2 separate regions of the Homo sapiens genome follow, and region 1 is linked to region 2. Evidence: read pairs that join two places in POLR2A ChIA-PET (ENCODE). Cell type or tissue: GM12878. All regions are shown on one strand. Each heading gives the region's core, and the rest is flanking DNA. Links, peaks and the distances in the headings are about the cores only. Region 1 overlaps UMAD1 (UBAP1-MVB12-associated (UMA) domain containing 1). Region 2 overlaps GLCCI1-DT (GLCCI1 divergent transcript).

The links. ChIA-PET counts read pairs that join two places held together with the same protein. Peaks named below come from ENCODE experiments on the same cell type or tissue, not always from the same donor. Only the 100,000 strongest peaks of a DNase experiment are listed, where the experiment ranks them.
Region 1: POLR2A ChIA-PET joins it to region 2 with 6 read pairs; 4 of 35 experiments call an interaction of 5 or more read pairs at or near these places.

Annotation. Positions count from the first base shown.
Region 1 is chr7:7,844,012-7,852,360 of GRCh38, reverse strand. The region is part of intron 3 of UMAD1 (UBAP1-MVB12-associated (UMA) domain containing 1); the gene reads right to left. Among named protein-coding and RNA genes, the nearest start is that of GLCCI1-DT, 120 kb to the left of the region's middle. In GM12878, for the core only: no CTCF peak of the experiment used is centred there; no DNase peak of the experiment used is centred there.
Region 2 is chr7:7,955,387-7,963,735 of GRCh38, reverse strand. GLCCI1-DT (GLCCI1 divergent transcript) reads left to right here. Exons shown (of 5, transcript NR_110018.1): 2 at 5,118-5,216; 3 at 7,720-7,875. Among named protein-coding and RNA genes, the nearest start is that of GLCCI1-DT, 9.2 kb to the left of the region's middle. RefSeq lists an enhancer at 3,404-3,533. In GM12878, for the core only: no CTCF peak of the experiment used is centred there; a DNase peak (open chromatin) is centred at 3,275; H3K27ac peaks cover 1,563 bases.

The DNA.
Region 1 (8,349 bases), core at 77-8,076, 110 kb after region 2:
CTGGAGGACACCCAGCAGGTGTCTTCTACAGAACTAATTGCCTGCTTGCTGGTAGAGTGATATCCCCACATATTTTGAGGTCACAGAAATCTTCTGTGTTGGCTGCTGTTATGTTGATGTGAGAGTAGAGGAAAAACAGTTTGAGTTTTTCCAAACATCCAGAAATAAAGCCACGTATCTGCGGTCAGCTGATTTTTGATAAGGGTGCCAAGACCATTCAATGTGGAAAGAATAGTCTTTTTAACAAATATTGCTGGGACAACTGGATAGTCACAGCAAAATAATGAAACTGGACCCTTATCTCAAACCATATACAAAAATTAACTCAAAGTTGATCAAAAGCCTATAAAAGCTAACATATAAAACTCTTAGAAGAAAACATAAGGGTAAATCTTCAGGGCCTCACATTTTGAAATGGATTCATACATATGACACCACAAGCATGAGCAACAAAAGAAAAAATAGATAAGACCTCATCAAAAATATAAACTTCTATGCTTCAAAGGACATTATCAAAAAGTAAAATGGCAACCCACAGAATGAGAGGAAATATTTAAAAAGTATATATTTGATAAAGGACTTGCATCTAGAATATATTTTTTAGAAACCTCAACAACTCAAAAGACAATGAATTAAAAAGAATAAGCGAAGGATATGAGTAGACATTTCTCCAAAGCAGATATACAAAAGCCCAATAAGCATATTACTAGTCACCAAGGAAATGCAAATCAAAACCACAATGAAATACCAGTTCTCACCCAGCAGGATGGTTATAATCAAGAAGTCAGATAATAACAACTTCTGGTCAGGATGTGGAGAAACTGGAACACTCCCACACTTCTGGTGGGAGTGCAAATGGTGCAGCTACTTCAGAAAATGTTCTGGCAGCTTCTCAAAAGGTTAAACAGAGTTACATAAGACCCAGTAATTCTACTCCTAGGTATGTATCAAAAAAATTGAAAACAGGCATTCAAACAAATACTTGTACATAAATGTTCAGAATAGTATTATTTACAATAGTCAAAAGGTGAAAACAACTCAAATATTCATAGACTGATGAATAGATAAACAAAATGTGGTATAGCCACGCAATGGAATATTATACAACAATAAAAGGAATGAGAAGGAATGGAGTACTGCTTCAACAAGGATGACCCTTGAAAACGTTACACTAACTGAAAGAAGCCAGTCACAAAAGACCACATATTATATTATTCCATTTGTATGAACCAGTCAGAATAGGTAAATCTATAAGAGACAGAATAGATTAGTTGTGAAAATTTCACTTTTACTTCCAACATATCAAAGCTACATGTTCAAGTAAAAATATATATACTGGTCATAAGTTAGGTTTTATATATCTTTGAACACTTAATTAGACTCATAAAAGAAGTATTTCATTTTTTCCCCAAATATTTTTGGATATCATAAATCCACATTCATTTTAAAATTTATTGCAACCCATCTATAATATTTAGATGAACTTAAAAGAAATGTATATTCTACTTATAAGGTGCTTAAAAATCACTAATACACCTTTGTAAGACCCCCAAATCCTTCACTTCATTTTATCGTTAGCATTATTCTAGTAATAATTGTCCTCAGATATATGAATTAATTGAAAAATATCAAGCTCTTCCATCACATTAAGATATATGTTTCTTAAAAAATTACCTTCATGTTTAATAATTGTCAAAACATGGAATTACTTATATTGTTTTGACTGATTATATACCAGAAATAATTAAAATAATAAGTCAGAAGAAATTTTATAACACTTGGCCTTATGGTCATGGTAAATATACATATATTTTAAATTAACTTATATCAGTTTTCTTTGTTGCCAAGAAATATGATATTGTGATCAATAAAAGACATTCAAGATAAAAGATACAATTCTTTGGGGGGAAGTAGATGGAAATCTGAGTTCAAGGAGAAAAAGGAACGATGCAAAATTTCTGAATTGAGAAAGAGCTTAGCTTGTTCATGTATTTTTTAAATGGATGATGTAATGTATCAAATTGCTGTGGGATCTCAATTCCATTGGATATATTATTAAATATGTTTGAAAGAATGATGTAAGAGTTTCATATTTAAATATCAATATTTGTAATTTGTAAAAAATTCTTATCTTTGTAACTATTAAAGTTATAAAGGAAAAGTTTTATGATAGCTTAAAAATGTCATGGGGATAGATAGTTTTTAAAACTTCTTTTAAGAATAATTGCTCTAGGATTTATATACAAAATTGTATCTTCACAATTACTAGCTATTGCCAAATTGGTCTCTAGAGTAGTTGTACAGACTTATACTGGGCATGAAGGTTTTCCTTTTCCCTACAACATCATCAAAAATGGGTGTTTTCAGACTTTTTAATCTTTGCCAATCTGAATGTGAAAAGGCATCATATTTTAATTTGCCTTTGCTCCACAGTTCTATCTAAAACTCCTTGCTTCCCACTGAGCATATCCTCCTAACTCTTAAAAGTCTCAGCTTAAAACCACTCAGAGAGGCCTGCTCTGTCCACTCCATCTTAAAGTATGTGACCCCATTCACCCCATTCTCTACACTGCTGTTTCAATCCACAGATTATTTCATTTGCTGTACTTACCATGGTCTGATGTAATTTTATTTGTTTGCCTATTTTTATTTTAGTTTAGTTTTTGGTCTGAATCTCCTACTAAATGGTAAACTCCATGAGGCAGGGTCCCTGTCCACTCTGTTGTATGTGCAGTATATGAGAGAATACCTGGTATACAGTAGACACTCAATAAATACTGTTGAATGACCATCGCAGGGTTGGGTCATAGAGTGGTTTCATCCTCTATCCTTCCTTCAGAAGACCTCCCAGAATTCACTAGACCACAGTACCTGTCTTGCTCTTGGCCACACTCCTTAGCTTTACACTGGGTAAACTTCTATGTGCATAACCCTACAACTACTTTTATAGTGAACTGTGTTGAACTGCAGGACACAACATAAATATAGTAGTTAACAGCTCCCCATTTGTGTGACCTTAGAAAAGCTACCTTATGTTTCTGTACCTCAGTCACTTTTTATTCTCAAACACAAGAAAAGCAACTGTGGGAAGTGTTATAAGGAGGAGCAGCACGCAATGAAAAGAAATGGGATGGGCAGTCAAAATGGGAATAAGTGAATCTATTTGTAAGATGTGAGGATTGAATGAGATAATGTTGGCAAAGATCCTCAATACAGAATGCAGAATGCAGTAAGTAATCAATAAATGTTAGTCACTATTACCTCACTCTCTACAATGAAATTTGAACATGTCCATCAAGTCCATCATACTCAGCATTATCCCAAATTTCAACATAAGGGAAATATTTCATTCCAAGAAGTGCACGTAATATAAAATCGAACCATAACTTACATAACAGGTAGAACAATAATACTTTAAGAATGTGGCATATAGAGTTTTTCAAAGAACAAGAGAAATTGTATTGTTATCCTTGCAAATTGAGAAAGTAGTTTAAATAAAGTTGGCAGTAAAATATGAAAAAATTGCCAGCATATGGATAGCTTAAAAAATTCTTTCCTTCAAAAATACTGATAATTGACCTAATAATCCTAAAAGCAGACTTGACTTTCTGGTTGTCTTTTCCTTTAAGTTTGATGACTGAATAATAATTATAATTTTTATAATTATTTACTGGCTTTCAAACCCCTGTGTCACCTTCCAGGCAAGATTTCATAAATCTCTCCCTTTCCCTTCCTTTAACAATGCTCAGAAAAATAACTTTTTCAAGCAAACATTTCAATAATAGTAAGCTTGATTTGGCATATCCTCTATTGTCATTTTTGAGAACACCATAAGTGTTATTTGACTCTACCCTCCTTGGTGGAAGTACTATCTTTGGTATCGAGTATAATTTTAACCAAACTGTGAACACTTTAGACACCAGATCAACTGTTGATATAGAAAGTGAAGACTTCCTGCAGGAAACCAACCAACACTCGTGTAACTTCAGCCCAATTACCAATTTCACAGCAATGTATCAAAAATTGCTAAAATGTGTTTTCTTTCTGAAAACATTAATCATGTGTCATTTTATTTTGAGATGGCAAACTAAAACACAGATTGGCCATAATATATATCTTGAAACATTTAGTAGTACAACAGAGTCTGTTAAAATCAGTTATTTGAGGGAAAAATGAAACAGAGACTAGTAAATTGAAACAGGTTATACTGTAGTTGATTAATAATGTTAACAATGGTTAAAAATTATCATTTTTCAAAATACTATGCCAGGTAATACATCATTAGTTCAAAGGAGCTTCTACAGGTATCTTTCAACAATTCACTTCTTTATTTAATAAGTTTAAAAATTCCTCATTGGCTTAATTCATATTGGTTCGATACATCAAAAGATGACTGTCAACTAAAAATATCTTAAGAATTTTGTAGCTACATGTAGAAAAAACCAAGTGGCTTTGAGAAATTTGGCCAAATGGGTATAGATAATGGTTTCGGTTTTTGCAGTTAAAAAATGTGCATCCTGGGTGCCTCATGCCTGTAATCCCAGCATTTTGACAGGCTGAGGCAGAAGAATTGCTTTGAGCCAGGAGTTCAAAACCAGCCTGGGCAACATAGCAAGGCTTCATTTAGATTTGAGTCCCTATAATGTGCCCGGCACCAGAGTCGGGAAGAGTCATGATGCTGCCTTGGTGAGAATTACAGTCCAGTGTGGAACTTGGGCAAAACACTAGGAAACCAACTGTGGGAAGTGTTATAAGGGGGAGTAACATGCAATGAAATGAGATGGGATGGGCAGTAGGGATGAAGAGGGAAAAAGACAACTCATTTTGACTGCACATTCAGAGAAACGCTCACTGGGGAGGGGAGGTTTCAACTGAAATCTGGAGGAAAGGAGACAATGTCATAAAGAATGGGACCTGAAGCTAATTCAGGTAGCCAGGGTAACTGAGCATGTGGCCTCTCTAATGAAATGGTGATGACAATACTGTCATTCCTATCTCACAGAGATCCAGTGAGAATATATATATATATACACAAAGCTATGTAAACTGTGAAGCATCAGCTAGAGTGAAAACCATCTTGGTTTGCTCAGAACTAAACGGCTTCCTGGAATGCAGAACTTTCAATGCTAAAACTGGACAGTCCCAGGCAAACCATGTTCATTGGTCACCCTAAGCTGTATCACTTTAAAACAATTATTATGATCAAATATATATATATATATATATATATATATATATATATATATATATATATATTTTTTTTTTTTTTTTTTGCATTGCTGTCTTTTTTTTTTTTTTTTTTTTATTATACTCTAAGTTTTAGGGTACATGTGCATATTGTGCAGGTTAGTTACATATGTATACATGTGCCATGCTGGTGCGCTGCACCCACTAATGTGTCATCTAGCATTAGGTATATCTCCCAATGCTATCCCTACCCCCTCCCCCGACCCCACCACAGTCCCCAGAGTGTGATATTCCCCTTCCTGTGTCCATGTGATCTCATTGTTCAATTCCCACCTATGAGTGAGAATATGCGGTGGATCAAATATATTTTTAAAATAGAATGAAAAGTCTTTTAAGTAAACTTATGTGACTCAATTTCCATACTTCCATGTTAAAATATTTGAAATTCTGGAAGAGTTATTATTGAAAAGTATTGGTTTCGACAATCTAACTCTCAGTACACATCAAGTTTTAAAATCCAATTCAATGTTATAATAGCAGTATTTGGAATAGCCATCAAAACATATCAAAATTTTACCATGATTTTGAAAATCCAATTAAAAAATATTACTACTCAGCTGAGCTTTTTAAGATAGTATCATCTGTTTACATTTATTTTATACATGTGATATTTTATGAACATTGTATTTGTAATGAAAGTATCTCCAGCTATTAGTGTTGTATGAATTGTAATATCTCTTGCAGGTAATAATTACAAATTTTTACGTATCTATGGAAAATAAGATGTCACTATGACCAGATTTGACCAAAAACTGTTAGTTCAGTGGTAGAGGATTTCTAGGGAACAGGAGAAGACTAAAGATATTTTAAAGAAAAGAATAAATACTTGATCTTTACCTTTTCTTTGAGATAAAATGGACACTATGAGATATTATGGAATATCATGCTATATATTCTTTACACGTGTCATTGAAATCTGCACAACTACCTTACAGATAAATAGTATTAACCCCAATTTACAGATAGGAAGGTGAGACACAGACACATTAAATAAATGGCCCAAGGTCACAGTTCATACATCACGCAGCACTACTCGACACTGTTCTTAAGAACTGAATTCTGGATTACTTTACTATGATTGAGTAAATCTCTCACTCAAAGATAGACTGTTCTCACAATACTAGCAAAGAGAGTGTTAAAGCTTAGCAAGAGAAAATAAATAGTTGCCTAGTATTAACAATTTACCAAGGAAATACATAGCCTGGAGGCCTTATTCTTACTGGCATCATTTCCCAGTTATATGCTAACATGATAGCTGTTATTGGAAGATACCCAATAAAAATTTGTAATTTATGACATATTTGTATTACAAGTGTGCAAGGAAATTTGAAAACTCTACTACGGTATTAACTAGATCTATTTAAAAAATATTTCTGCTGCCATAACGGTTCTGTATGTAAGGTTTTCATAGGGAAAACCATCGCCATTTTAAGAATAGCTAATAACTGATATTTCAAATTTATGAAACAAACAAAAAGGAACATTTACCTACAGTATAGAGAGACTCTTTGCTTTAAAGAGTTCAGTGAAAAATTCTGAAGAATAGACATTTCCTCTTATAATAAAAGTGTCAGAGTCACAAAAAGCTAGTTTCACTGAGAAGGGCACTAGTCTTAACATTTAAAAGAAATTTCTAGTCTCAAGCTTTACTACTATACTAAAATGCTATGTGACCTAAAGCAAGTCACTTAAATTCTCTAAATTCTATGAGGTTTCCTGAAGTCTAAAATGACAGGGTTAGAAGAGAAGATCTTGATCCCTATAGAGCAGCTTGTTAAATAGAAATTAATAAGAACTACATATGTAATTTAAAATTTCCCAGTAGCCACAGTAAAAAAGGAAAAGGAAATAGCTAAAATTAATTTTAATAATATATTTTATTTAACCCAATATATCTAAAACGTCAGTCCAAAACATAATTGGTATAAAAAATTATTAATGAAAATTTTAAATTCATTTTATGACACTAAGACTTTGAAATCCAGTTCATATTTTACACTTACAGCAAGTTTCAATTCAGACTACCCACATTACAAATGTTCAATAGCCACATGTGACTGTGGCTACCATATTGGACAGTGCAGCCCTAGAAGTCTATTATGTAATAATTTATGTAAATTTTTTTACGTAAAAAAGATTTACCTTGGGTGGGGATTCTTTTGTACTAAACAGAAATTATCTATGTCTTTTCTACTGTTTTAAAGTATAAATTGTAAAAAGATAAGTTCTTAATGCAAACTAAAAATCTTTTTAGAAGCATAAAGGCTGTAAACAGTAAATTAAGGGGTCCCTAATATTTTATGTGAATGTGTTTAACATATTAGATGGATCACTAGCATCTTACATGGCACTGGAGGGTAGGGATGAGAAACCTGTGGATGGTAGATGCCTAAGAAAAAATGTACTTACTTAATGAATCAGCCTTGTGTTCTTAGAGTCTAACTTTATTTCTTACAGTCTAACTTTGAACTAAAATGGAAAAAAGATAAGAAAAATGAATCCAGATAATCATGTGTTAGGTGAAGTCATACAAAAGAAGAGCTGTCATTTTGATCTTAACATCAATGAATGCCAATTCCAACACAGTGATGTTGGGGAAGATACTACCAACGCCAGTCACTGCTATAAAATGCACCTGGGCTCCTTTAAGAGGACCTACTAACAATACAAAATAAAAGTTAATAGCAGAGGCATAACTAGGTAGGACACTTTAAAACAACCAGGACCTATGTGATAGTATTTAAACATTTAGCTCCACCTTGAAAGGAGAAATGGTAAGTCTGCGGCAAAGAGGCTGTTGAAAGCAAAAAGAAAAAAAAAATTCTGGACTGTGTCAGAATTTGTGCCCTCATGTCAACCAGTTTCCACTCTGAGATTCAGATTAAGGTTCTGCAATAATCACATCTGCAAGTGACGGCATACAGGGTATGTGGGAAATGCTGTGCCAGCCTCTTGTTAAGAGAAAGAAGAGGCGACCAGAGTGGTCCTCAAAATAATTTTGGCATACATTTTTATTTAGTCAGGTAGAAGGCGGCTATGAATTTAGGATAAGTATTCAGGCATTACGCAAAAGCATTCCTTCATTCCCACTGGCAAGCCAGA
Region 2 (8,349 bases), core at 240-8,239:
CTTAGTAGCAACAATACTAGCATCAAGCCATAGCAACTCCTTGTCAGGTTACTTATTGAATGTTTTTGAAGTGTCAGACACTGTTTTACACTCAGTAGGGTTTACCTGTTCTCACACTTTGGTAAAGAGGAGTAAAAAGATATGCCGACAAAGCTAAAGCCATATCTACAGATTTGCCTTATATAAAAAGGATGTAAATAGAGTATTATTGAAGTGAGGGAAAGGAAAGCTCACTTGAGAAAAGGCTTCAGGAAGAAGAGTATGAAGAAGTCATGTAGGTAGGAATGCACAAAACCAGGCAGAAGATGATTGAACAGTTTGCCTTTGGCTGATGGTTAATGGAAGATAAGTCTTAGCCTGTTGATGACGGGTCATGACGGCCCTTGGTTGCCAGGTAAGGTTTGCACTTTATTGGATATGCAGTGAGGAGCTGTTGAAGATTCTTGAATGGGTGGAGAGAACATGAGTGGAGCTGTGCTTTATGAAGATTAATGCAAGAATAGCTTAAAGCATTGAATTAGAGATTGATGGTTGGAAGACGATGTAGAAGGTTTAGAGGATACTCCACATTAGTTTAGGTGGCATGAGTCAGGGGAATGACAAAGGACATGGAGAGTGAAATAAGGTGAAAGTCATGCTCCTTCTCAGCTGATGATCATGTGGACTTTGAAAAGAGAACGCCAGACAGTTCTGAAGATTCAAGCTTGGATGCCTGAGAAGATAGTCATGGCTTTAACACAAACAAGGCAGCTAAGGGAAGGAGGAGGTTTGGTGAAAAGATAATGAGTTCAGCTATAAATAAAATAACCAGAGAATATCCAAATAGAGACAGCTTTTAAACGACAGTGAAGTTGAGAAGACAAGAGATATAGATTTGGGGGCTATCCATGTCCATATGGTAGCTGAAGCCATGGTCACAAAGGAGAAAAGCATAGAAATGAAAAGAAGGTGAAAAACAAAATTGTGAAAATTTATACGTGAGTCATGGAGGGATAAGTAAAAAACAAAACAAAACAACAACAACAAAAAAAAAATGAAAGAAAACAATACTAGAAAAGAAGGCAGGGCAGAAGTACTCCTTAAAATAGAGTTCAGGGTCTCAGAAAATAAGTTTGGTAGCTGCTTCGTGGGTCATCTGACAAACTAATATCCCTCTTCTCTGAGAACCAATCCTCCCCCAACACATAGAGGGTTTGGGCCTGACAGCTATGTATGTCCCAAATAACCTTGCCCCTCTGGCCATGGTTGATTTCACCCGAGTTCAACAACTGACTAAAGCTGGGCCAATTAAATTTTCTCCTTTGGGAATCTGAAATTAAGAAATAAAATATTTTTCTATAAAGAATTGTGCATAGAGTGGCCATTTTCTGTCATGGGCACAGAGAAGCAGAGGAAACCTGCCTTCTGAGAGAAAAGAATGAAGTGACTTACAGAAAGAAGGAGAAATCACACCAGGTGACCAGAAAGAGGGAGAGAGTCTGAGAGGAAGTTCACTTTCCCATGATGATTATTTTGTTTCTTATGCATTTTATTCAATCCTCCAAAACCACCCCAACTCCAGACCCATTCCTGCTGATACATCTCCACTACAGTCCCACCATCAAATCTATGATTTTTTCAACATTTGGATCAATTTCTTTTTCCTTTCTGTACAGGTAATACATGTTCTCCTTTCCTATCGAAAGCCATCTCCTCCACTTCTGATTTAAATTCTGACCCTCTTGTCTCTCAGGGACTTCATTTCTGCAGTTATTATCTCCATCTTCTTCATCATCAAATTATTGATTTTTCCCAGTAATGTTTGAACATGCTGTTATGCCAACATTTACTTTAAAAGGCAAAACAAAGATTCTTCTGCCATCCCTTTCCATCTATGGTCCAAATTCTTTGATCTTGTCACAGCAACAGTTCTTGACAGAGATGTCTACATGTTACTTCTGATATCCTATTTAATCCTATTAATCTACTATTTTCCTGTTTAGTCTATTCCAATCTGGCTTCATGCCACTGAAAACTGCTAATCAATATCAACTGCCTCCATATTGCCAGACCCAGTGGATATTTCTGGGACCTCTTCCTTTTCCAGCTTTTAGCAGTTTTCCACATTGCTGGTCAGGCTCAGTTCTTTAAAAAAATCTCTTCTATAGGAGTCTGGGACACTGTACTCACCTGTTCTGTTTCCTACTTCTCTAACCACTACTGCTCAGTGCTCTTCAGGTTCTTCCTCCTCTAGTTCCCTCTAAAAATTGGCCTCTATTCTCTGCTTGCTTCTGTATAAACTCACCTTCTTGGTAATCTTAGACATTCCCATGGCTTTAAATACTGCAAAATGCTGGCAACTCCTAAATGAAACTCTCCAGCCCAGACATTTCCTCCAAGATTCATATTTGTATATTCAGTTGCCTGCTTGATACGTCAAGTACCCATGAATACTTGAAGTGAATGTGTCTAAAATGGGCCTAAAATCTTAATTTCCATATTCCTGCTTTCTCTTAACCTCTGAGAAAATTGTCCCCATTTTTTCCCCATTTCAGCAAATGGTTTCACCATCTATCCAGTTATTCCAAACAATTAACCTAGACAATATTTTTGATTTCTCATTTTTCTCCCCACCATCGCCCCCTCCAACCCAGCAGCTAGTCCTCTCATTTGTTTTTAATAAATGGATGTCTAATCCATCCACTTCTATCTCTTCTGCTATTACATTAAGTCAAACTACTGTCATCTCTTACCTAATCTATTGCTGCAGCTACTCAACTTGCCTCCCAGCTTCTACTCTTGCCTTCTTTAATTTAGTTTCTACTTATTAGTCAGGGTAAACTTGGAAATATGTTGAGCCACATTTCCTGCTTAAAAATGTTCAGTGTCGGGTGGGCGCGGTGGCTCACGCCTGTAATCCCAGCATTTTGGGAGGCCAAGGCAGGTGGATCACAAGGTCAAGAGATCGAGACCATCCTGGCCAACATGGTGAAACCCCGTCTCTACTAAAAATACAAAAATTAGTTGGGCATGGTGGCACGTGCCTATAGTCCAGCTACTCGGGAGGCTGAGGCAGGAGAATCGCTTGAACCAGGGAGGTGGAGGTTGCAGTGAGCCGAGATCATGCCACTGCCCTCCAGCCTGGCAACAGATTGAGACTTCATCTCAAAAAAAAAAAAAGGTTTGGTGTCTTCCAATAACTTTGCAATGAAATCCAAATTCCTTAAAATAGCTTAAAAGGCCTGACCTGGCCTGACTACTTTTGCTCTACTCTTCTCCTCCCCTTTTCAGTTCCAGCCACAATGCCTCCTTTCACTTCCCCTGAAACGCTCCTGCATGGCCTGCATACAGGTGTCTCCTCAGCCTAAATCACTTCTACCTCCCTGCTCCTCAATTCCCTTGAAATGCCATGTCTTAGAATGTCCTTCCTGAGTCCTCACCCATCACTAATAACCTATAATAATCTATCATTAAGTCAGTTTTTTCCATCTATTTTGCTCATTAAATGTTGTCAATACACATTTGTTTACCTCCTAATGGCAAGTCTTTCCTACTAGATTGTAAAGTCTCTAGAGGCAGCGACCTTGTTTGTCTCTTCTGTTCACTACTTGATCACTTAACACCTATGTAGTTCCTAGGATATACCACGTGTTCAATAATTACTTGTTATAACTTTACTTGTTGCTGATGGCTTCATCATTCATTATTCCAGTCCTTGTACAGTCCTACTATACTTTCTGTGGGAGAGTTTCCTATAGTCTTGTACTCAGATCCCTTTTGTCATGTCAATAATTTGAGTAGGTTTCTGCTGTTATATCAAATGACCACTAATTGATGCAGCTTTTAAAAGGACAAGGTGATCAGCAATGTCACATGCTGCTGAATGGGAAAGCAGGTTAAGAGCTAAGCAAAAAGCACTGGATCTCATCACTGATCATCTTCAAGCCAATAGTGTCCATAAAATATGGCCCAATCGAAGCCAGATTACAACTAAGTTAGCAAGATGGGTACGAAGGTAGATGCATCAATGCAGAATATTCCTTTTAAGAGTGTAACAATTAAAATAAGGCATGATATAAAATGGGATCTTGGGGTTGAGCAGAGCCAAAGAAAGTACATGTTAGTCTAGTTTAAAAGAAAAGACAGGCCAGGTGCGGTGGCTCACGCCTGTAATCCCAACACTTTGGGGGGGCAAGGCGGGCAGATCATCTGAGGTCGGGAGTTTGAGACCAGCCTGACCAACATGGAGAAACCCGATCTCTACTAAAAATACAAAAGTAGCCGGGCGTGGTGGCCCATGCTGTAATCCCAGCTACTTGGGAGGCTGAGTCAGGAGAATCACTTGAACCCGGGAGGCGGAGATTGTGGTTAGCCAAGATCACACCATTGGACTCTGTCTCAAAAAAAAAGAAAAAAGAAAAGAGAAAATATTCCTATCGATATACCCATAAGCCAAAGAAGCCGAAGGAGAAAAACATCAAGAAGCGTTTGAATGGGGAGGAAGATTAATAGATTTAGTTTCCATTAGCATTAAAGGATTTGATCAAGAGCACAACATTGACAAAAAGGCACAATGTTTCCCCTTCTACTACAGGAAGGAAGGAGGATAAGAGGTCAAAAGTAAGACAGAGTTTTGGATCGAGCAAAGGGAGGTTGAGTGTGGCCACTTCAGAAGGTAGCAAAGTCATCTACAAACCAATTGTCAAGGAGAAGATCAGAATCTCTTGAAAGACTTTTCTGAACCATACTTCCAACCCTTCATTCCATCCCTTACCTCCCTGCCCAAGACTTGTTTTCCACTACCACCATAGCAGACACTCACTGCTACAAAAGGCCACAGTGGCTGATGAAGTGTGCCTTACTTCTTAGATGGCGCTATGGTTTGAATGTTTGTCCTTTCCAAAACTCACGTTGAACTTTTTTTTCTTTCTTTCTGCCCCCACCCCCTCATGTTGAAATTTAATTGTCATTGTAATAGTATTAAGAGGTGGCACCTTTAAGTGGTGATTAGGTAATGAGGACTCTGCCCTTATGAATGGATTATTGGCATTATCATGGGAGTGGGTTCACTATTGCAGGTGGGGGTTCACCCCCCTTATTCATTCTCTCTCTCTCTCTCTTTCTTTTTGCTCTTCCAGCATGTGACACCTTCTGCCATGAGATGATGCTACAAGAAGAACCTCACCGACTGCTGGCACCTTGATACTGGACTTCACAGCCTCCAGAATTGTGAGCCAGTAAGTTTCTGTTCATTATAAATTACCCAGTCTGTGGTATCATTATAAATTACCCAGCCCATGGTATTCTGTTACAGCAGCACAAAACAAATTAATACAGGTAGGGTGGAGTAGAAAACAGTGCAATCAGTGGAGAGCAAGATAGTCAGAAGTGAATATAGGGTTGAAGAGCTCTGGCATCATGAGGAATACGAAAAGGAAACAAAACTGTATTTTCCACATGTGTCAGATCATCAGGCATATCTGGGTCCCTTGCTAAAAACACAGATTTCAGTCCCCTTTCCTGGAGAGTCTAATTCAGCTGGTCTGCTGGTGGGAGGGTTAGGACTGTATAATTTTTAACAAGTTCCTCAGGTGATCTTTATGATCAGGCAAATTTGCGCAACAGTAGATATGAAATAAATGAAAGTTTACCAAGTATAATTTCAGGCCCAAAATATTATCTCCATTTTCAGCCAAATACATAGAAACATTGATACCTGACATCAATTCATGGAAATTACCAAAAGAAAACACCTTTTAAAATTCTACCTGTAGAATTTTTTTTAAAAAATCTAAGAGGTCTACTCATTTTACATGATTGGTATCTAATTCTATGGTTCCAAATAATCTACAGTGGTGTTTAAATATATAAGACTAGGTTATAGATTTTTTTTATTATAGCAAATTTCATTGAGGAAAAGGGAAATGGACCTGACTAGCTAACAGTTATTATGTATAATATAATAATGAGTCAGATATTTTAAAGCCTGTTCTGCTTCTGGTTTGCTTAGCTCCCAGATTAATAAACTAACATAGTAAAATATAAGAATGCAACTTGATCTTATCCATTCCTAACATATTTAAACAAAATCTTGAGCACACTAGCAGTACAGCAGCTGAGAATAGATACGGGTCCTTGAAAAATTTATTTCCATTTCCTCCTAGAAAAAGTGATTTGTATTGATACACAATAGTCGCAGCCCAAACTGCTTTCTGGGAACACAAAGCCCCTCTAATTTGTACCAGTTTTTCTCCATTCTAGTTGATCCTGACCATCAGGTATAAATTAGTGCTAAATCAATATTAGCCGATACTTCCCCAGGTGTGGGAAGTGAGGAAACCTGATCACATGAACAAACACAACCCTTCCTGGCTACATTTAAAATAAGGTGGTTATTATTATACCATGCGGGAAAAAGAATTTTTTTGTTGTTTGTTTTTTAATCAATCTTATGCCATCTCAATTTGTATTAACTTGATATAGTGATATCAGTCATCAGTTAGAATCCATTTTTAGTTATAGATTCCCTATCAACCTTCACACTTTTTTTCATTCTTTCATGGGGCCTCCTCTTCCCCTTCCAACTTCTTCTCACCCCCAGCCATGCCATGTATCTTGCCCCACACCCTTTTTCATTTCTAGCACTACTTACTTAAGTGGTTGAGTGGAGGAGCCCAGGGGAGCAGGTTTACATACCTGCTTTAATTGCTCACCTTGGGCGGAGCAGTGTCCTAAATAAACTTTAGTTTTGCCACAGCATCATTACTCAACAAAGTATTTTCACAAGTGTCACTTAATAATACAAAAATAAATAAGGCACTTAAACTTGTTATTGAGGAAAGAAGCTTTAGCTGCCCACTTTCCGTACTCAGGGTCCAATCTTGCTTCACTTGTTCTTAGAAAACTCTTCAGGAGTTTTCTTTAAAGAAAATCAGTTAGAGCATAAGTGCTGTGAGCCAGGTCTAAGTAGCTTTACCCTTGAAAGGATTAGTTCCTTTGTTAATTATCAATAACAAGGAATTTTGTCATTTTTCTCAATACCTTCCAGTCGTAACTATTCATAGTGTAACTATGTACTCAATGGTTTCATAAATATCAAAACATATATGTGTAGTACTTAGTCACAGATGGGAAGAGAAACAAATGTTCCAAATTCCAAGGAAATGATGTGACTCTGCATGATTTTTTCCCAATTTCCTGGGTTTTATAGAAACTTCACAGAACTTTTAAAAGCGCTTTCAGATCTATGACTTTTTTGTATCACCACAACAATTCTGTGACGTTAGAACATGTATGCTGTCTCCATTTGACAGATGGGGAAATGGAGGCCCACAACCTTGGCTGGGGTCACAGATAGCACATGAGAGACTAGAAGTAGAAGCCAGGTCTTCTGATTCCTTCACTATAAAAATTGGGTGACTTTTTTCCCCAGTGTTTTTTCTTCACTATAAAAATTCCCTCTGTAGCAAGAGCCAGGGATGTAATTGAGAGGCATGGTTCTTTTCCACGTTGGTCTCTGAAAGACCTGTGAGCTAATAGTATATGCAAGAGAGGACACTTACTGGCTAAGAGATTGATTACCTACATTCAAGGCAACCCGATGATGCACCCTGATAAGAGAAGGGCCTGTCTAAAGGTCCTAATTTGTTTTAAATATCCAGAGTTCCTGATAGGAAGGCAGGGTGTGGTAATTATATATCTAACTTTTGGCTAATTGTCTCCATATCCTCACCTTCACAGATGTCTTTCAAACATTGATAATTACAGCTTTCAGACCCAAAGCCTACAAATTCATAATCCATACAGATGACATACTAAAATCTACTCAAACTTGTAAGTCTGAAGACAATTTCAGCACTATTGGACTTACATTAGGAGAAAACTGCTTAAAAAGAGGTACCCTTTATTTCTATGTCATAGCTATACTTTACCACATAGATGTGTCATGGTTTCACCTTGATCTAGGGAAGTGCACATAAATTCATTTGCCTCTAAATGTAATCAAAATTAACAAAACAAGTAACAAAAAAGAAAGAGTGTATGGATAACACCATAGAAGTAAAACTGACTCAAATTAATGAAAGCAACTTGAAACAATGAAGGAGCTGCTTCTAAGTAAGATAAAGAATCAGAACCAAGAAATAAGTACAGCACAGAAAAGCAGTCATCCTTGTCATGATGGCCTACAAGTACAACCCGAGTTATTTACTTATATCATAGAACTTACATCATAAGTTCTTTTTAAGAATTCAAGCCAAGCATTGTGGCTCACACCTGTAATCCCAACAACTTGGGAGGCTGAGGCAGGAGGGATCGCTTGAGACAAGAAGTTTGAGACCAGCCTGGGCAACATATTAAGATCCTGTGTCT